2 separate regions of the Homo sapiens genome follow, and region 2 is linked to region 1. Evidence: read pairs that join two places in POLR2A ChIA-PET (ENCODE). Cell type or tissue: MCF 10A. All regions are shown on one strand. Links, peaks and the distances in the headings refer to the core of each region. The heading gives the core; the rest is flanking DNA. Region 1 overlaps MSI2 (musashi RNA binding protein 2). Region 2 overlaps SCPEP1 (serine carboxypeptidase 1).

The links. Peaks named below come from ENCODE experiments on the same cell type or tissue, not always from the same donor. Only the 100,000 strongest peaks of a DNase experiment are listed, where the experiment ranks them.
Region 2: POLR2A ChIA-PET joins it to region 1 with 6 read pairs; 3 of 35 experiments call an interaction of 5 or more read pairs at or near these places.

Annotation. Positions count from the first base shown.
Region 1 is chr17:57,322,779-57,333,387 of GRCh38, reverse strand. All of the region lies in intron 5 of MSI2 (musashi RNA binding protein 2), which reads right to left. Among named protein-coding and RNA genes, the nearest start is that of MSI2, 72 kb to the right of the region's middle. In MCF 10A, for the core only: no CTCF peak of the experiment used is centred there; no DNase peak of the experiment used is centred there.
Region 2 is chr17:56,980,682-56,991,290 of GRCh38, reverse strand. It overlaps SCPEP1 (serine carboxypeptidase 1), which reads right to left. Exons shown (of 13, transcript NM_021626.3): 2 at 10,061-10,209; 3 at 5,824-5,913; 4 at 3,441-3,596; 5 at 3,001-3,075; 6 at 120-192. Among named protein-coding and RNA genes, the nearest start is that of SCPEP1, 7.9 kb to the right of the region's middle. In MCF 10A, for the core only: no CTCF peak of the experiment used is centred there; a DNase peak (open chromatin) is centred at 8,710.

The sequences.
Region 1 (10,609 bases), core at 2,686-6,685:
AAAAAAGTCAGAGCTGGGAGAATGGGAGAGAAGAGGAAGAGCTCAAATGCCACTGGGAACTTTCCAGGGGGGAAAAATAATTCCAAAAAGTAGTCATTTGCTAGTAATAGATAAAGCTTACAGGCTGCTTATATGTTCTAGACACCTTTCCCAGGGTCTTTGGTATTAACTAACCCATCTAATTCTCACAGCAACGCTATGAGGAGGGAGGGGATATCATTTCCATTTCACAGATGTGGAAACTGAGGAACAAAGAGGTTTAGCAACTTTTCCAGGTCACACAGCCACTAAAGTGAGACAGCCAGGATTTGAGCCCTGGCATCTGACTCTTGCATCCGTACTCTTTTTTTTTTCTTTTTTTTGGACACAGAGTCTCGCTCTGTCGCCCAGGCTGGAGTGCAGTGGCATGATCTCGGCTCACTGCAACCTCTGCCTTCCAGGTTCAAGCGATTCTCCTGCCTCAGCCTCCCGAGTAGCTGGGACTACAGGTGTGTGCCACCACGCCCAGCTAATTTTTGTACTTTTTAGTAGAGATGAGGTTTCACCATGTTGGCTAGGATGGTCTTGATCTCTTGACCTCGTGATCCACCCGCCTTGGCCTCCCAAAGTGTGGGGATTACAGGCTTGAGCCACCATGCCCGGCCTGCATCCATACTCTTAAATACCATGCTAATCAGCCTCGCTCTCTTTCTCTCTCTCAAGAGAAGCAAGTTTTTACATTCTAAAGCTTTGCTAACAGCATGAAATCCTTGCTCTTTCTCTTTCATTGTGTGTTTGTTTTTAAAGTATTCTTAACCCAGTTCTTTGCACAAAGGCTCTGAGATGGCTAACAACAAGAAGCATAAAACCAACAGTAAAATTACAATTACAGAAAATCATGTCCATGGAAAGGATGTATTATAAATACAATAATAACTGGACCAACAGATTGTGACTCTCACACTGGACTCTCAGCTTCCTGGCAGCCCAAATAAAAATGGCAACATAGGCTGGGCACAATGGCTCATGCCTGTAACCCCAGCACTTTGGGAGACTGAGGCGGGCAGATCACTTGAGGTCAGGAGTTCAAGACCAGCCTGGCTAACATGGAGAAACCCCATCTCTACCAAAAATACAAAAATTAGCCAGATGTGGTGGCACACGCCTGTAATCCCAGCTCCTAGGGAGGCTGAGGCAGGAGAATTGCTTGAACCGCGGAGGTGGAGGTTGCAGTGAGCCAAGATCATGCCACTGCACTCCAGCCTGGGTGACAGAGTGAGACTCCATTTCAAAAAAAAAAAAAAAAAATGGCAACATGACCAATTACAAACTTTTCTTCATCAAAAGGAGAAAGGTTCATCAGTGCCTGGGAGAGGACCAAACTTTTCTATTATTAAATTTCCATACCATTTTCTCATTTAGTTTAAGAGACCACAATGAGGTGGTGAATGAATGTCATCACTGATATTTTTGAGTACGATTTTAAAGATCAAGGTTGTAACACTAAAAGCAACTCGAGAGTAGCAATTCTATAAAGAGCTAGGGTCATATTGTGTGTAACTTCCAGCTTTACTGGTGTAAACTTACAAAATAGAGAGAAGTTTAATATTTAAAAAAAATTCTCTGTAAACAGGCAGATCCTTGGGGTGGCTGATACGCCTTCACTGTTCTGAGACAGACCCTAGAAACGCAGAACACTGACGCTGGTGAACACAAAGGAAGGTTACATGCCAAGCACCTCCAGTCACATGCCGGTCACATGAAATGCAGCTTCAGGAATCCGCTGGGGCTTCCATGCACGTCTATACTGCATAGATGTGTCCTAGTCTTCAAAGCTTTCAGATCTCGCTCAGGAGGGGCAGAAGGAAAACAGCAGCTATTCAGATGATCAACCCTCACGTGGCTCACCCATGGTCCTCACCAGGGTGACAGTCCGACTCATCTCACATATTTCCTTTCTTGATATCTCTGCTCTCCTCCACTTAAGTTTCCAGAGAAGTTACTGAAAACCCAAGCTCCCACTCCCTCACCCTGCCCCCTCCCCAGCTCAGAGGCCTCAAAAAAGAGGTCTGCGTTGGGTTCCAGGTTCATCGAGGAACCACGTGGAAACACAGAAGACTGGACAGTGTGTCCTGGGCCAGTTCTTCAAGAAGTTTCATTATTTAATTTAAACTGCTCTGAGACACAAAGAACATGGCCAGGCGCAGTGGCTCACGCCTGTAATCCCAGCACTTTCGGAGGCCGAGGCGGGTGGATCACCTGAGGTCAGGAGTTCGAGACCAGCCTGGCCAACGTGGTAAAACCCTGTCTCTACTAAAAATACAAAAATTAGCTGGGCATGGTGGTGCGTGCCTGTAATCCCAGCTACTCGGGAGGCTGAGGCAGGAGAATTGCTTGAACTAGGACCCAGGAGGTGGAGGTTGCAGTGAACCAAGATGGCGCCACTGCACTCCAGCCTGGGGTACAGAGTGAGACTCCGTCACACACACAAAAAAAAAGAATAAAACCTCTTTGGGCAAGGCCAGGAATATAATCTAATCCCCCATTTTACCGAGAACAGAAACTGAAGTCTTGTTCAAGGTCACATACACTAGAAACTTGAACCCCAGGGTGCCACCCCAGCTGTGGTGCTCGTTCTACCACTGCACAATGCTTCCTTGAAACAGACAGAATGAAACCCAAGTGTTTTTTTTGAAACCATCCACCCACTTCAACACTCTGTTAGGATAATGGCCAAGGGTCTATGGATGCGGAACGCCTGAGAGACAAAAGTCTTCACAGGATCTGAATCATGCAGGTACCCTTTACAAGTTAGGAATTAATTAAAGGAGGCCGGACACAGTGGCTCACGACTATAATCCCAGCACTTTGGGAGGCCGAGGCAGACAGATAACCTGAGGTCAGGAGTTCAAGACGAGCCTGGACAACATGGCGAAACCCCATCTCTACTAAAAATACAAAAATTAGCCGGCGGCAAGCACCTGTAATCCCGGTTACTAGGGAGGCTGAGGCAGGAGAATCGCTGGAGCCCAGGAGGCAGAGGTTGCAGTGAGCAGAGATCACGCCACTGCACTCCAGCCTGGACAACAGAGTGAGACTCTGTCTCAAAAAAAAAAAAAGAAAAAAAAGAAAAAGTTACAGGCTTTTGGAGGTAAAAACTGGGAGGAGAAGGACAATCAAGAGAGACAGGCACAGTGTACTGAACATCCACTAAACCCAGGACCACAGTAAAAACAGCAGCAGTGCTGAACACTCAGGCACATGGCTTTCCTTCGGACTAGATGCCCTCTTGTCCAGTTTGCTGACTTAAAGAAGTTGGAAACTCTACCATCCGCCCTCGCAAGTCATTATTCAACAACAAACAGGAGCTATATTTAGAACTTTTTCCATGAAGGCACCATAGGCAAAGGCCACCAACCTCTGAGACACAGAAAGGTTAAATAAGGCTATCTGACCAAAAAAAAAAAACAAAAACAAAAACAAAAAACTTTAATAGGCAAGTTCCATTTCAGATTCATCTGTTCAACATAGCTTCTAATTTTATAAATGGACCTTAATATTAACAGGCGGACAGGCAGTTTTTCCCAGGAGCCTCTGTGTCCGTTCTGCAAAATTACGTAACTCGGAAAACAGGGGTTCTGATTTGATTATACTTTAAACAGCCTGCTGGCTGAGATGAATTCATCGTGCACATCAGCTCCTCACAAGGGACTCAAACACCGGGGAAAGAGGGAGAGAAGAAGGACAAACCTTTTTTCACTAACTCATGTAAATAAGTCTTTGAGAAAACCTCTATATACCCTCAGTGACACACACCCCCTAACCCTCCCCACACAAACACCCACAGTTACATCCTAGTAAAACCCCACTATGAGTTTCTGGCCCACCCAGAGGGGTAAGAAATTACACATTTCTGAGCTTGGGTTTACCATGTTGTTTGCCATTAATGGAAGTTTATACATGCCTCCCACACAGGGGTATTGTTAGAAGGAATCAAATAATTTACTGTTGAACACAGCAACTTTAAAGGACAGAACACACTCTTGGGAATGCAAAATATTACCATTTACCTTTTTAAAAAAATTATTTACTTGTCTTTAACAACCAAGCCAAAAGAAATACAGTGTTTTCCAAATGTAATTGAAGGTGCTAAAAACCTCCTCTAATAATCCTATTTCTACAAAATGTAGAGCTGTTTTGCAGGGAGAAATTCAAATAAACCCCTGGAATGCATTCTTGCAAAGTGAAACAACACACAATCCCAGCATCTTCTATGTCATTACTGGGTACTACTGTCCAAATACCATCTCAGGGCACACACCAGCTAGAGTCTCCACTCCCCTCACCCAGGCTGGAGTACAATCTTGGCTCACTGCAACCTCCGCCTCCCAGGTTTAAGCGATTCTCCTGCCTCAGCCTCCCAAGAGATCTACTTTCTTAATCATTCACAAATATTAAAATGAATTTATATTCCTATCGGGGCCCCCAAAACCTAATGACTGAGGAATCAGCAAGACAACTAAAATTCAGCCACATAAACCACCAAAATGTATTCAAAGTCCCCCTCCACCAAACCCAACCCAAACCAAACACACAAACTTTAACCCACCTATTCCATATAGAGGAATGTCTCCTCAGGCAATAATCAAACAAGTGGGTTTAAAAAAAAAAAAAAGACTCTTCAAAGATGTTCATTGTCTGTTTATACAGGCAAAGCTGAGCCACACAGCTGTCCAACCACAGAGGATTAGTTAAATTAGGTTATATCTATACAATGGAGCATTCTGCTGCCATTGAAAATGTTGCTGTTGATGTGTGTAACCGGCAAAAACTGCACTGGGAGCAACTTACAAAACAACATGTTTTCTGTAGTGGGGTCTAATTTTATAATGTGATCTAAATGTATAATGTGATCTAATTTTTTAAGAGGAGAAATATATACAAAGTTATGTCTACATTTACATCAGAAAGCCTACAAGGAAAGAAAGAATTCACCAGATGGGGGACAAGATGGATGGATTGATGGATGAAGGATGGATGGATTGATGGATGAAGGATGGATGAATGGATGGATGCATGGATGGATGGATGGATAAATGGATGCATGGATGGATGGCTGCATGAAGGATGGATGGATGGATGGATAGATGAATACATGGATGGATGGCTAGGTAGATGCATGGATGGATGGATGGATGGATGAACAGAAGGACAAAGAGACAGATGGACAGAAGCCAATACAGGCACATTTTGGGATTTTTGCCATAAAGAAGTAGTTACCTTTGAGTCTGGTTATTTTGCTATTAGAACATGAACCTTGCTGAGATAAACAGATAGTTAAAGAAATTAATAAAAAGAAAGAAATCTGTGTCCCCTACCCACTCCCCCCAACAGTAGTGCCTTTGCATACTAAATTATAGGGGGTGAAGCCAAAAACATCTGAGCTACTCCTGGGAAATGCAACTCACCTGTCCCAGATGGAGGGGGAAAGAAGTATCAAACTCAGACCAGATTTACGGGCCTGCCTGACAATGGGCTCCCACACACACAAGCAGTCAAGGGCAAATGTCTCACCCTGAACAGAAGGCTGAGCCTGAACTACAAGTCCCTCATATCCCAGCTTTACTCACAAACTAGGGCCTCCCTAGCACAACACCATCAGCCAATGACCTTGGAGGCATCCCATAGTGGCTTGGTTTTTGCGACAAGATTGTGAAAGCAGTCATCACACTAACTGGTGAAAGAGACACAATCAATCCTGTTTTGTCTACCCGAAGCTCAGAGAGTAGGAGCAAAGGATTGGGGCCCCCACACACCACATTATCCCTTGATGCCACAAAGAAGAGACGTGTTGAATAGAACACTTCTTGTGTTCTAAAAGTTTGTCTGACACCAATTCACAAATCACATGGTCAGCTGGAAGAAGATAGCCAACCAAGGGTAGAGTTTCCACAATTCTGGGCTGAAAGCCACAGGACTCAGCACTCATTCCAGGTACCTTGCTGAAGCAAGAGAAAAGGCACCCACTGTATTAGATCTGGGTCCCTGCGATGTACACTGGCTGTGTGACCTCAGATGAGTCACGTTACCTCTCTGGGCCTCAGATTTGTCACTTTTTCTTTTTCTCATTTTTTAGAGATGGGGTGTCCCTCTGTCACCCAGGCTGGAGTGCAGTGGCACAATCATAGGTTGCTGCAACCTCAAACTCCTAGGTTCAAGTGATCCTCCTGCCTCAGCTTCCCAAGTTGCTTGGATTACGGTGGATTACCGTGCCCAGCCCTGTGGTTTGTCATCTTTTTAGATGTTGGACAAGATGACCATGAAGACAGCTATTACTTCCAGTGGATGGTCTGTTTCTGTAAGTACCGAGCTCCATTTGGCACTCAGTAAAACACTCAATAACCACGGGAGGTTTTTCCCTTCTTAACTCTCATGTCTAGTCATTTTATCACCCTATCAAAAACACTCTCAGATGAGCAGTTCTATTCCAACTGTGACAGCCAGAAGGCACAAACACTGCAGTGGGACAAGGTATAGTCCTTCCAATTGCTACTAGTCCGTGGTTTAAAATCAGGCTTCCTGAATTCAAATCTCCCTCTCCACTTCCAAGCCACATGACCCCAGGCAAGCTACTTCAGCAGCAGCTGCCTTGGTTTTCCCATCTATCAAACAGGGATAAGATAAGTAACTTCTCATAGGGCTAGTGTTAAGATCAAATGAGCGGAAATAAGTAAAGCATTTAGAACACAGCCTGACACACAGTGAGAGCTTCATAAATGTTAGCTACTATTATCCATTCACCAAGACAGTCTCACTGGGTATTTACTCTCACAGTGCCAGTTAATCATGAGGCCTCTAAGGAAACACAAAGATATTGACTAGGACATAGTCCAAGGCCCTACAGTTTAGTAGGAAGAGGCCAACTTGAACCAAGAAATACAGACCTATATCTCTTATCCCAAGCCCTGGGGCCAAATCGGTTTGGATGTAGGTGTTTCTGCTTGCAGACAGGTAATAAGTCATGTATCACATAGCCTACAGTACCCACCTCCTCTCCCCCAGGGCTTGGAACAGCACCTGTGATCAAACCCGCTGGGAGTAAGCAAAACCCACAGATAGCCACACTAAGCGGGATCAAGAAATACTACCAAGTGTCTGAAGACAGTTCAGATTTTGTAGCCAGATGAATTACAAAAAAAAAAAGTTTGGCTTTCAAAATTTGGGGGATATGAGAATTGTAGCTAAGGGTCTGTAACCTGCACCATACAGCAACGAAGCATTAGAGGCTACAAAAGCAGCAGCAGCAAACAACCTAATGGGGGTGACGGGAAATGTTTTGCTAAAAAGGCACGGTTTAAGCTGCCGCTTGAAGGAAAAAAGGGAGCCCCACTGAACTAGGCAGGTGGGCATTCCCAGCAGAGGGACCAGCAGATGCAAAGGCAGGAGGTAGCAATCAGTGAAGAATGTTCAGGAAACACAACAGGTCATGGAGCGCAGTCTAAGATGTGTGTGCAGGAGTAGCAAGAGGAGACGCCAGAAAATGAGGCCGGGGCAGATCCCAAATTGTGCATAAGTCATGCTGAAGCATCACGCTTGGTACGGCAGGCATCCGTATGGGAGCCCCTTAAGAATTTGATCTGATCTACATTTTCCTAAAATCCCCCTGGGTAGGTGCCTGGTAAATGGACAGGCAGAGGAACAGAGGAAGGAGGTGGCCAGCTGGAGGTGGGTCAAATGGTCAGGGAAGAGATGACAACACCAACTCGGTCAGCAAAGGGGGTAAAAAAGAGGAATAGCCGCTGCACACCCAGTGGTGCCCAGGCTTGGCCTCTTAACAGGGCCGAGGGGGCAACCGGTGCAAGAAGACAGCCCACACTCATTTGCTCTGTGTTCAGGACTCAAACACGTCCCTTTTTTAGACTCCACTTTCTTTTTTTGTTTTTAATAATTTTTGTATTTCAATAGCTTTTGGGGTATAAGTGGTTTTCAGTTGCATGGATGAATTGCATACTGAAGTCTGAGATTTCAGTGCACCTGTTAGCTGAATAGCATATATTGCATCCAATATGTAGTTTTTTTATCCTTCACCCTCCCCCACTTTCCTCCTTTTGAGCATCTAATGTCCATTAAACCACTCTGTGTGCCTTTGCACTTGTAAGTGAGAACATGTGATAATTGGTTTTCCATTCCTGAGTCACTTCATTTAGAATAATGGCCTCCAGCTCTATCCAAGTTGCTGCAAAAGACATTATTTTGTTCTTTTTTATGGCTGGGTAGTATTCCACAGTGCATATATACCACATTTTCTTTATCCATTCATCAGTTGATGGGCACTTAGGTTGGCTCCATATCTTTGCAACTGGGAACTGTGCTGTGATAAACATAGGTAGATACCACTTTCTGATGTACCAAATGACAAAGTGGTGATTTTGGCAGCACTGGGCTCTGAGCTGTGGCAACTCAACCCTCCTCTTCTGCATGCCTGCCTTGCTCTCCTCCAGCTCACAAGCAGGTTGGCAAAGTTCAGCAGTCAGGTGCATGTGGCCCAGTCAGTCCCTGCCCCAGTGGCTCAAAGAAGCAAATCTGGTAAGAGCAATCAGTGGGTCAGTGAGGTGGGGACAGCACTTGTCACATGCCCTTCTGAGCCACAGGTCAAGAGGAGAGGCTGGAAGAAAGTGAAGGAGGAGGGAAAGGTCCAGGATGGAATGGAGTTGGCCTCTGCTGGTTCAGGAGGAGGATCTACAGCCACCCATCTCTGAAATGGCCACTGCTCCCTTATTAAAGACAAACCAAACTAAAACAAAACACCTTCCGAGCCAGGCAGAAGAAGAGAGGTGTCAGCTGGTGACATAGATATAAGTATCCATGGGCCAACATGCACAGCCACTTGGAAGACAGCAGAGGCAGCTTTTCCCCATCTTACCTGCTGGCTCCTTCAGGAACTGAAAAGCCAAGGGCTACAAGGGAAGTGTCACTGAATGTCCCATCAGAGGTCAGAGGTGTCTGTGACTGACCGGGGAGTATATGACCGCGGGAGCCAGCGGGTAAGATGAGGAAAAGCTGCCTCCTGTCTGTGCAGCCACCTCATGCGGTACCCCTCCTTGGGTCAGGCACTCCTGCATCCCTCGCAGGACCAGGGTGTGGGCTCCGGCGGGGCGCTGCCTCAGCCCATGTTGTGCTGCTCAGAGACTCTCCCGGCCACCCCTCCTCCAAGGCCTCAGACTCCACCCGCAAAATGAGGGAAAAAAATTGTTTTAATTTCTCGTACAGACATGGCCTTGCTATGTTACCCAGGCTGGTCTTAAACTCTTGGCCTCAAGCGACCCTCCCACCTCAGTTTCCATAGTGCTGGGATTACAGGCATGGGCCACCACACCTGGCCTTATTTTTGTGTGTGTGATCCTTAAGGACAGGGACAACCTAGTCTTCCTTTTACTGTCACCTAACATACAGCTGCATAACCTGGGAAATCCAGCCATCACCAAAAATAAAACCATCTCAGAACCTGTGGGAAGAATGCTCCTCATACAGCAGGAACAAATGAGGGTGATGGGGAAATAATGAGTTCGTGCAAGAAATTAAGACCTAGATGTCCGTTCAAATCAGTGGGTGTCTATGCCACACATAGCTACCCCATGATCCACCTAAAATGCCCCCGTTGACACCCACAGCGGCAGACAGTGTGTCTGCTCCATCCCCTCTTCTCTGCCCATCCTGGCAACTAAGACAAGTCTCCCCTGGTGAGGCCACAGGACGCTGACCTAGGCAACTGCTCCTCCACGGAGCTTGGCAGCGCAGCACAGGCAGATGCAGGCCCTCTGGAGCCCAATCCTGGCCCTGCCAGGGACGCAGGAGCACCTGTCCCAGGGAGGCGGCACCAACCAAGGAGGCTGCAGGGACAGGAGGGCAAAGGCTTCCACTGGAATGGGGAACCTGGATCTTTGGGAGGGCCCAAGTGCCCAGCGGACCCCCGCATTTCCCTGGAGATTCCCTGAGCTCAGTCCGACTTGGGAGCAGGGAAAACCCAAGGTGCTTCTCAGGCATGGATGTCCAGAAGTCCATGGGAAAACGGACTCTCTCAGTCAAAACTCTGAAAAAAAATCAGTCTCACATTTTTTCTTCTCCACTTTCCTGCAGGATATGAGACCTGGGTCTTTGTAGACTCAATCTGTGTGGAACAGATGAGGAAACAGACCTACACCTGATTCAAGGGGGTAATGCCTTGGGGGTGGGAATCTTGGGGTCAGCTGCTCCCTTTCTTTTTGGCTTTTGATCTTTCTTTCTGGCTTCTGACCTTTGCAAACTTTCACAAAAGTCATGAGATTGAGAGAATGAACCCCCGGTACCCATCACTCAGGGTCACTCACGACCAACACAGTCCCTCTCCCCCCACCAATATGCTCCCCGCCCCAATATACACTAGATTATTCTCAGCAGCTGCTTCTTTCTCAACCTGTTTCTCACCAACACAACACATAACTCCCAAGTGGGCTTTGCTCCCTGCCCTGCAGCCCTCATTTTCACCTGGGAACCCCCCAGGTGTCAAACTAATCCAAAGACCTGCAGTTGCCACAGCTGGGCTTTCTGTCTTGAAAACAGCACAGGAGAAAGGAAGGGAAGAACAGGTCGG
Region 2 (10,609 bases), core at 6,226-10,225, 350 kb after region 1:
TCTCTAAGGGCCCAGAACATTCTCCTGCTTAGCTCTTTGATCTGGACAACACAGCCCAAAGTCCCAGGAAAGGATGGGCAAAAGGGGAGTGAAAAAATGCCTGAAAATGCCACACTTACCAACAGGGGAGATCCAGGAATCACCCAAGGCAACCCCCGCAAAGTTGCACTTGATGGTCCCTCGCTGAATGGCCTGAAAGAGGAAACAAGAAACGTCCTCAGGCCAGGTGCAGTGGCTCACGCAGTAATCCCAACACTTTGGGAAGCTTAGGCAGGAGGATCGCTTGAGCCTAGGAATACAAGACCAGCCTAGGCAATGTAGTGAGACCCCCATCTCTACAAAAAGTTAAAAAATCAGTGGGACATGGTGGTATGTGCCTTATAGTCCCAGATACCCAGGATGCTGAGGTCAGAGGATCACTTGACCCCAGGAGGTCGAGGCTAGCCTGGGCAGCATGGCAAAACCCCATCTCTACAAAAAAATACAAAAATTAGCCAGGCACGGTAGTGCTCGTCTGTAGTCCCAGTTACTCGGGAGGCTGAGGCAGGAGGATACTTGAGCCCAGGAGGCAGAGGCTGGAGTGAGCCATGATCATGCTACTGTACTCCAGCCTCTAGTCTGGGCAACACAGCAAGATCCTGTCTCAAAAAGAAAAAGTCTGAATATTTGAGATGAAAATTTACAGAAATAGAAAGTTGAGAACTACTGATTGAAGAAAGCAGGCTGAAACCAGTATGTATAATATGATCTCATTCAGCTAAACAATTCTATATAAATGTGCACAAAAATATTTAGAAAGCTATATACCCAGATGCTAACTATAGTGATCTCCATCAGGTGGGAAGGTGAAGTTTTCATTTTTAATTTATGCTTGTTACAGTTTCCAATATTCTATAATGTACATATGCTGTTTCTATAAGTTTTTTAAATTAATAAATCTTAAAAAAAACCCTTATTTAAGCTCACTGATATTCAAACATAGGAGATAGAAGGAAATGTGAAAGTCTTTTACTTTGTCTCATTTGTGCCCTCACACTCACCAACTGACTGCAGTTAAGTGTGTCATGTATCCTTCTAACCCTTTTGTTTGCCGTCACAGCATACAAATCTATCTCCACATATGGAAGTGTTTTTGACTTACAAACAAAGTTATCTCATATCGTTCCACAACTAAATACCCAAAGGAGAACTTTCCACACTCAGTATATATAGCTCTCTGTATTCTTTCTTTTTTCTTTCTTGTAGAGACAGGGGTCTCACTATGTTGTCCAGGCTGGTCTCTAACTCCTGATCTCAAGCAATCCTCCTACCTCAGCCTCCCAAAGTGCTAAGATCCATTCTTTTTTTTTTTGAGAAAGAGTCTCGCTCTGTCACCCAGACTAGAGGCGCAATCTCAGCTCACTGCAACCTCTGCTCCCTGGGTTCAAGCAGTTCTCCTGCCTCAGCCTCCCTAGTAGCTGGGATTACAGGCGTGCACTACCATGCCCAGCTAATTTTTGTATTTTTAGTAGAGATGGGGTTTCACCATGTTGGCTAGGCTGCTCTCCAACTCCTAACCTCAAGCGATCTGCCGGCCTCGGCCTCCCAAAGTGCTGGGATTACAGGCATGAGCCACCGCGCCCGCCTGGATCCATTCTTTATGCTGGCTGCAAAGGGTTTCATCTTGGAAAGATATACCTACTTTATTTAAGCAATCCTCTACTGACAGCCAACCAGCTGTTTTCAGTTTATAAACATTATAAACAATGGCATAATAAACATTCTCTGACATATACATATGTATAAGTATTCCCATAGGACAAAATTATTGGGTGAAATGACACATATCTTTAAAAAATTGACATTGTCAAATTGTCCTTTTAAATTTAAATTAATTTGTATTCCCATCAAAAGTGCACGACAGCACTTATTTCCCTGACTTCTTACCAAAACTGGGTGTTATCAGTCTTTTAAATATTTACAAATCTCATGGACTTGGCTTACTAATAAAAGCTGAAGATTTTTCTTATGTCTAAAGGCTGTTTATATTTCTTCTACAAATTGCTTGTCCACATTTTTCTACTAGGACATTGGTTTTGGTTTTTGTTTTCATTTTTTTCCTGAGACACAGTCTTGTTCTGTCACCCAGGCTGGAGTGCAGTGCCATGATCACAGCTCACTGCAGCTTCAACTCCTTGAGCTCAAGCGATCCTCCCACCTCATCCTCCCAGGTAGCTGGGATTACAGCCAGGAGCCACTGTGCCCAGCTTATTATTTTTTTTTTTTTTGTAGAAACAGGGTGTCGCTATGTTGCCCAGGCTGGTCTGGAACTCCTGGTCACAAGCAGTCCTCCTGCCTGGGCTTCCCAAAGTGCTGGGATTATAGGCGTGGGCCACTGCATTCTGTCCTAATTTTTATTTTTATGTTTAGATTTTAATCCATCCAGAATTAATATTTTATACAAGGCAAGAATACAAGTTTTCTATTTTCCAAAGTGATAGGTATTTGTCTCCATTATTTTTATTTTTATGTTTAGATTTTAATCCATCCAGAATTAATATTTTATACAAGGCAGGAATACAAGTTTTCTATTTTCCAAAGTGATAGGTATTTGTCTCCATAACATTTATCGACATTATATCCATGCCCCAATGATTTGAAACGTTATCTTATATTTATATATGATCATATATATTTATATAAAATACAAATATATGATACACATACATATATATGTGTGTGTGTTTCTGGATTCTGTATCCTGTTGCAATTAACCTATTTGTCTATTGCTATGTTAGTACCACATTCTTTTACTCACTCATGCTTTATATCTTGTTCCAGATCTAGCAGGGCAATCTTCATTCTTCTTTTAAAAACTTTTTATGGTTATTACTACAGATTTAATCGTACTCTGCATGTACATGGCCCTATTCAAAGTATATTTAATAGCACGTGAGTACATAAAAGTAACATAATTGATTTTCTGTCCAAAACCATAACAACAAAGTTATTTTCCATTACCTTATAAAGCTCTAGACCAATGCCAGCTGCCATTTTTCCTCCATAGGACTCTGAGAAAATGTAGAATGGAACTGTCTAGCAAGAAAAGGAATTACACAGAATTAACTACCTTGATTGCTTTTTGAGTCACACAAATTAATTTCAAATTTCTATTGCACGTAATGACCAGAAAAAACAAATCTGCTTTGTCTTCCTCCCCCACCACTCCATATCTGATTATTGCGTCTGATTAGAATGCTCACTCCAAGGTCATTCTTTCAAGTTAAATATCAACTTTAGAGATGACAGAAACAAAAGTCCACAACCCAATCTTGGGAATTAAAAAGTTTTCTCTGAAATCAGCTAGGCATTAAACTCTGGAGGCAGTTCAGGTTTATGCTGATGGATGTAGAGTTGATATTGCCAGCCCTTTACTTAGCTGTTCCTGAGTCTTTGCTTACCTGGAATTCTTTGTGGCAACTGAAGAAGGTCTTCAGGAGAACCATCATGTCTGAAGCCACCATAGCCAGGTCCTTGGCATAGGCACCACTACCATTCACATAACTGAACCCAGTGCCCACGGGATTATCCACAAATAGGAGACTGGCAGCCTGGAGCTATGTACCACGGAGGAAAACGAAATGTTGCAATCAGACATTTGGTCACCAATCATCTTTGGATCATTTTCTACTAGCTCAGCAAAACCCACACATGTGAGGATACCAGCGTGGTGATGATATCCCTGTTGCTAAAAGAGATTTTTAAAAATAAGGGACAGGAACATAGAAAAAAAAACAAAAACAAAGAAAGGCCAACCGCCCCCGCCGCCGCAAAAAAAAAAAAAGGGAGAGGCAGGAAGGAAAGATTAACACACACGGGGATCAAATAATCTGGGCTGTTGCTTTTCATACAATACAAATGTACTAAATGTAATAAACTAGCGCAGAAAGAAGCATGCAGAGACAGTCTATGCACTAACTCGAAGAAGCCAGAGGACACTCAAAGTCTGGACACACATCAGTTTTCTTGGAAATGCATCAAATTTCCACATTGTCCTGGCTTCTCTGTACACTGCAAGAGCAGAATTTATTCTAATACCTTTTCCAAAGAGGTTGAAAGTTATAAAATTTACATATAAAAGATCCTGAATAATGACACAGTCCAGCCATGTCCCTTGCTGATGAGGAAATTAAAGCCCAGAAAGAGCCCAGAATGTGCCTAAGGTCACAAGATCGGACAGGCAGTGGCAGCATCAGGACTGGGACCATGGTCCTCACTCATATGGCCCTTTTAGTTCTAGGAGGCTTGGGGACAATGGGGGTGGGGAGTGGAGGTAGGGGATGACTCTACAACCACTCCTGGAAGTGAGACTTCTGTTGGAACCAAGCACAGGAAAGGCCCAGGCCAAGAGGACAGCATGTACAAAGACCCTGAGGCAAGAGTAGGAAGCACTTAAGAAAGACCAGAGGCCGCGCACGGTGGCTCACGCCTGTAATCCCAGCACTTTGGGAGGCTGAGGTGGGAGGATCACGAGGTCAGGAGATCGAGACCATCCTGGCTAACATGGTGAAATCCCACCTCTACTAAAAATACAAAAAATTAGCCAGGCGCAGTGGCGGGCGCCTGTAGTCCCAGCTACTCAGGAGGCTGAGGCAGGAGAATGGTGTGAACCCGGGAGGCGGAGCTTGCAGCGAGCCGAGATAGCGCCACTGCACTCTGGCCTGGGCGAAAGAGCGAGACTCTGTCTCAAAAACAAAAAAACAGAAAAAAAAAAACAAAGAAAGACCAGAAAGTGGCCGGGCACAGTGGCTCACACCTGTAATCCCAGCACTTTGGGAAGCTGAGGCAGGTGGATCACGAGGTCAAGAGTTTAAGACCAGCCTGACCAGCATGGTAAAACCCCGTCTCTCCTAAAAATACAAAAATTAGCCGGGCGTGCTGGCGCATGCCTATAATCCCAGCTACTCGGGAGGCTGAGGCAGGAGAATCGCTTGAATCCAGGAGGCAGAGGTTGCAGTGAGCTGAGATCGTGCCACTGCACTCTAGCCTTGGTGACGGAGGGACATTCCATTTCCAAAAAAAAAAAAAAAGAGCAGAAAGCTTAGCTTCTAATGCGAGAGGGAGGCTGGAGGAGGAGCACTGAGGAAAGTGGAGAACATTCATAGCAATAGGTGCAGCCGGGAGAGTGGGAGCACAGAGAGAGGAACAGCCACAAGCCCTGAGTGGGGCCCACGCTGTGCAGCAGCCCCAGGGTGGGTGTGCAGTTCTGCCCATGGGCAGCCTGGGCGTAAGGGCTAAGCAGGTGGACAGTGGGAGTGACCCAAGGCTGGGTTTGGCAAGGCTGTAAAGGGAGAAGGATATGGGAGTTGACCACAGAGGGGTGAGGGAAGGAAGAGACGATAAGAATGAGGGGGAGGTGTGAGAAGGGCAGCAAGAGAGACATTGAAAGGGGAAGTCAAGATACAAGTAGGAGGATAGGAGAGAGAGAAAAGGACTGGGGGCTGTGGCTGGAGGGTGCAACCATGGTGTCTGAGGCCGCGGAGATGGCCAGCGTGCATAACACAGGGTCCCAGGTGTCTGCTGTAGTAGGTTTTTGAAGGCAGCTGGAGAGAGGGGTTGTTTTGGAGAAGGCGAGGCAGACTGGTGCAAGATAAGCTGTCCTGAGAAATGGGAGAGAAGCTAGGCCAGAGAGGAAGCCTGCGGACAAGTGCCCATGGCCTCAGTAGTCACAGGAAAAGGAAAAGGACAGCGAGGGATTGCTACATTTGTGGCCCCTCCCAGAGTTGGGCAGGGCCTCTGAGAGGCCACGGGGCAAGGTTTAGCTCAGGACTGTCCTCACTGTACCCAGGTGGTTTTCCGTGGTTTGAGATCACTGTCAAGGGGCCCAATTTCCTCAAAGTTTCCAAATCCAGTGCTAGAACCGCCTGGACCGCCCTATGGAAGAGAGAAGAAACAAACAAAAATTTTAGTCAGATCTTAGTCTTTACAATGAATGACCACATTTGCTATAGATGGTTTATGAGTTAGTGATGGCTGGGTCAATTTGCACAAAAGACACAATTTCTCTAGTGAACCAGGGACTTCCACATTAGCAAAGCTCCCCTAGTAACTGCTGAGGTTTTTCTCTGAAAGGAGCAGAGCTGAGCTAAGAGGTCCACAATGGAATGTTCCTGACTCCTGATTTTTTCTTTTCTTTTCTTTTCTTTTCAGACAGAGTCTAACTTTGTCACCCAGGTTGGAGTGCAGTGGTGCAATCTCGGCTCACCACAGCTTCTACCTCTGGGGTTCAAGTGATCCTCCCGCCTCAGCCCCCTCAAGTAGTTGGAACTATAGGCGCACACCACCATGCCCAGCCCGGCTAATTTTTGTATTTTTTGTAGAGGTGAGGTTTCACCATGTTGCCCAGGCTGGTCTCAAACTCCTGGGCTCAAGCAATCCTCCCGCCTCAGCCTCCCAAAGTGCTGGGATTACAGGTGTGAGCCATCACACCCAGCTGCCTCCTGATTTTCTGAGCTGGAGCCTTGGCCTGCCGTAGGCCTTGCTGACCTGAAGGAGCTCTAACCGGACTAGACACTGGGCCTTCTGACTCTTCCTCCATCACCCTCTCCCCAGGAGATGGGAGACTCTTCAGAGTCCCTGTGGATTGATAAGGGACCCAGACTTAGAAGCAGTTTGATCAAGCAGATTCTGTGGATATAATGCAGCAGTTTCTAAAGTCCCAGGGCAGGGAGAGTTTGATACTGTGAGCATCCATGGGAGAGGGAAAGGCAGGATTCTGAACCACAGCTCGGTGTTGGGGGCAGTTCTATGGGCTCTGAGGGCTTCAGAGAAAAAAGAAACTAAGAGGCAAATAGGACAGGTTGGGTGGGCTTTCTAATTGAGACAAGAGGAGGCTCTTTGGGAGGTGGTCAGGGGAAAAGATGGTCAGTGCTTTTTCTGGACAAATCCAGGGGCCAATTGAGGTGGGGAGTCTATGAGAAGGGCCCTGTCAGCTGAGGCGAGGGAAAGGGCAGAGGACCTAGAATAAAAGGATATGGCCTCTCTGTGCACTAGCAGGATGGGTAGGAAAGGGAGATATGAAAAGACGAAATGGGGACCGGGTGCGGTGGCTCACGCCTGTAATCCCAGCACTTTGGGAGGCCAAGGCAGGCAGATCACTTGAAGTCAGGAGTTCGAGAGGAGTTCAAGTCCTCCCTGGCCAACATGGTGAAACCTTGCGTCTACTAAGAACAGGAAATTAGCCGGGTGTGGTGCGTGCGCCTGTAGTCCCAGCTACTCGGGGGGCTGAGGCACGAGAATCACTTGAACCCAAAAAGTGGAGGTTTCAGTGAGCCGAGACTGCGCCACTGCACTCCAGCCTGGGTGACAGAGCGAGACCTCATCTCAAAAAAGAAAAAGAAAAAAAAGATGAAAGGGAATACCTTGGGCAAAACAAAAGCCAGGGCAATTTGTGTAGGGAAATCTAAAGAAAAAAAAAAAAAAGACAAGATAGAGTCAGGGCTAAAGGGTAACTAGCAACGGCAAGAGGGCCCCAAAAGGGAAAGACTTTACAACACTAATGTTTTGAACCTGGACCAACCTAACTCTGATAAAATTGGAAGGCTATACATCCCCCTGATCATATGCCCTTTGTATCTTAAGATTTCCTAAGCAGTAAAAAGTTCACAAACCAGATGAAGATGTTAACCGCAGTCCTATTAAAAATAACAGAAGTAAGGGTGCAACTCAAACGTCCCCCAAATAGGGGAACAGGTTAGGCAACCATACCACATCTACTGCATGGAATGCTACACTGCCACTTAGAATCATGAACTACGAAAAATGATGTGGCAACATTGAAAAATATTTATAATGCAATATGCAATAAATTAAAGCCAGGGATCTACCCTCCAATGAAAGCTGGGTTCCTTTTTCCTAATGGACTTATTAGGATGAGGTAGGATCAAAGCAAAAGGAGAAAAGCTGGAAATCCTAGGGGTTGGGTCTTTGTGGGAGAAATCTCAGTTCTCCTCTGCTTCTGGTATGCCAGGGAGACAGCAGAAGATGACCTCTCCCTCTCCTCTCTCCTCATTCCCCTCTCCTCAAAAGGCAATGAGATGCTGGATGGAGGAAGCCTCTGTTCTACGTGAATATATCCTATTGTAAAACCTCTTTTTTGTCTAGAACTTTGGGATAGGGTGCTAGCATGGCCCAGGGCTATCCAGAAACTCTGAGACACAGTCAGTGTGTCAGTGGACCAAGTGAAACGCTTCGAAGACTTGAAAGTGTCCCTAACATAGTTTGCTAACCCACTCAGAAGACATGACTTCGATTCTCAAAGATTCCCCCGAGAGAAGTCAGCACCATGTCCTCAGTAGGCTGCTAAAATAGATCTCCTTTTCATCTAAATTAGTTATTTCTTCTGTAAGCATAATCTTTCTTCTTCTCTCTTGGGTCTCTGGGTAAGTGAAGAGCAATTTATTCTCTTCAGTTGATAAACTTCAAAGGAGAAGCCTCAGCCTCAGCACTTGTGCTTTTGTCTGCTTTGTCTCCCCTTTGTAAGCTTTCATTTGGGGGTAAAAAAAAAAAAGAAAAGTTCTGCTGATGAACAAAAAGTTTGAAAACCACCAAAATCTCCCAGATTAGACAGCCAAGGCCCAGAGGAGGAAGTATCTTGCCATGGCTCTAAGTGGCAGGTAGGCACTGAAAACCCGAGGCCCCTGACGGCAGGCCTGAGCTTGTCCACGGCCTGGCTCTCCCTGCCAATTGTGCCGCACCTTTGTCTCCAGCCACCGGAGGTGAACAGGGCTCCCCAGGCTGACATACAAGGGTTCTTTTTCTGCATTATCATAACCGCACCTGGGGCTGAGCCTCAGCTCTAGCCCTCAGAGGTGGCACAAGTGATAATTCCAAAAGAGAAAGGCCCCTCCCTGAAAACTGCTCATTTTCGCTCTATCTCACCAGAAAGTCTGCATCGACCATCCTGGGAGGCAAAACCCAGGTGGTGGGAGGCTGCTTATAAATACCAGCATTGTTGGAAGACGTCCCAGTAGCATCCTATGGAGGTGAGCACCAGGGTCCCTATTTACTGATGAGGGGCCCAGGGTTCCAGCTGGGCCATGCCTACATTTTCCAGAGGCAAGACCATGTTCCTTAATTCCTCCCTGGTGGGTGGTCTTCCGGGTGGGGGTGGGCCATCTCTGGACAGATATTTCAGAAATGCCAGAAAAGAGCCTCTGCCTGTCCCTACAAATCTTTCAACCAGCTCCCTGCCTTCCATCCTACAATCAGAGCTCAAGGTTAAAATGCAAACACACTCAGGGAAAGGGGGAAGGCGCAACAGTCACACGAAGGTGCAGAAGGCTTGTAGCAGTCCCTTCAAAAGATCAGGTTTTCTGGGGGTAAGAAGTTAGGGTTCAGGAAAGGATTGTATGGAGAGGAAGGGAGGGTCAGGCTACCTCAGGTCTTTGCTTTGGAACCTTCCATAACACTTTCTTTTCTTTTTTCTTTTGAGATAGGGTCTTGCTCTGTCGCCCAGGCTGGAGCGCAGTGGCACGATCTCAGCTCACTGCTACCTCCGCCTCCCGGGTCCAAGCAATTCTCATGCCTCAACCATCTGAGTAGCTGGGATTATAGGTATGTGCTACCATGCCTGGATAATTTTTGTATTAAATATTTTTAGTAGAGACAGCGTTTCACTATGTCGGCCAGCCTGGTCTCGAACTCCTGGCCTCGTATGATCCACCCACCTCGGCCTCCCAAAGTTCTGGGATTACAGACATGAGCCACTGTGCCCGGCCTCAAAACACTTTCTATCACTATGTATTCAAATGTATCATCAGGAGTTTTCAGTGAGCCTTCTTGTGACCGTCTGGAAATATAAAGAGACTCTGGCAAAAGGCTAGAACCCCCTCGCCCTCTGATTTAGCCTCCTTGGCTATACCATTGCCTCAGCCTACCTCAGAAGCACGCCGAACCCCCAGGTCACACTGCTGGACCAAATCCGCCCTTCACTGCTGAGACATCAGCCCAAAAAGCAAGCAAAGAGCCACACAGAGGAGACTTGGCTTTGACCTCAGGCCAGGCTGGGAAGCTACTTTACCTGAAGCCACATGACCAGGGGCAGTTCTGAGAAGTTCTTGCAGGAGTTGGTGGCATAATAGAGCCACCAGAACATGTAGGCATCCTTGCGGACCGTCACATAATCCCATACTTCCTTGCCCTCCTCTGTGGGCCAGTCAATGACAGCTCCTGAAACAGAAGTTCAATTTCACTCTCCAGAAGAGTGCCTAATGTACAGGTAAATTCCAAGCCTGGTAGAGACAGCCATGCTAGGCTAGAGATGATTTGTTTTATAGTTTGGTAATTTAGCCACCCCAGTACATTGCAGGAATAAGGAAAAAACCTCGGCTATGAAAAAAGAAACCAAACTTAACAGCGGCATAGGAGGCCAGGGGCTTTCACTTTTTCCTCTACACTTTTCTGTAATGTTTGGATTTTTAACAATAAATATGAAACACTTTTTTTTTTTTTTTTTTTTTTTTGATACGAAGTCTCGCTCTTGTTGCCCAGGCTGGAATGCAATGGCGCAATCTCGGCTCACCGCAACCTCTGCCTTCCGGGTTCAAGCGATTCTCCTGCCTCAGCCTTC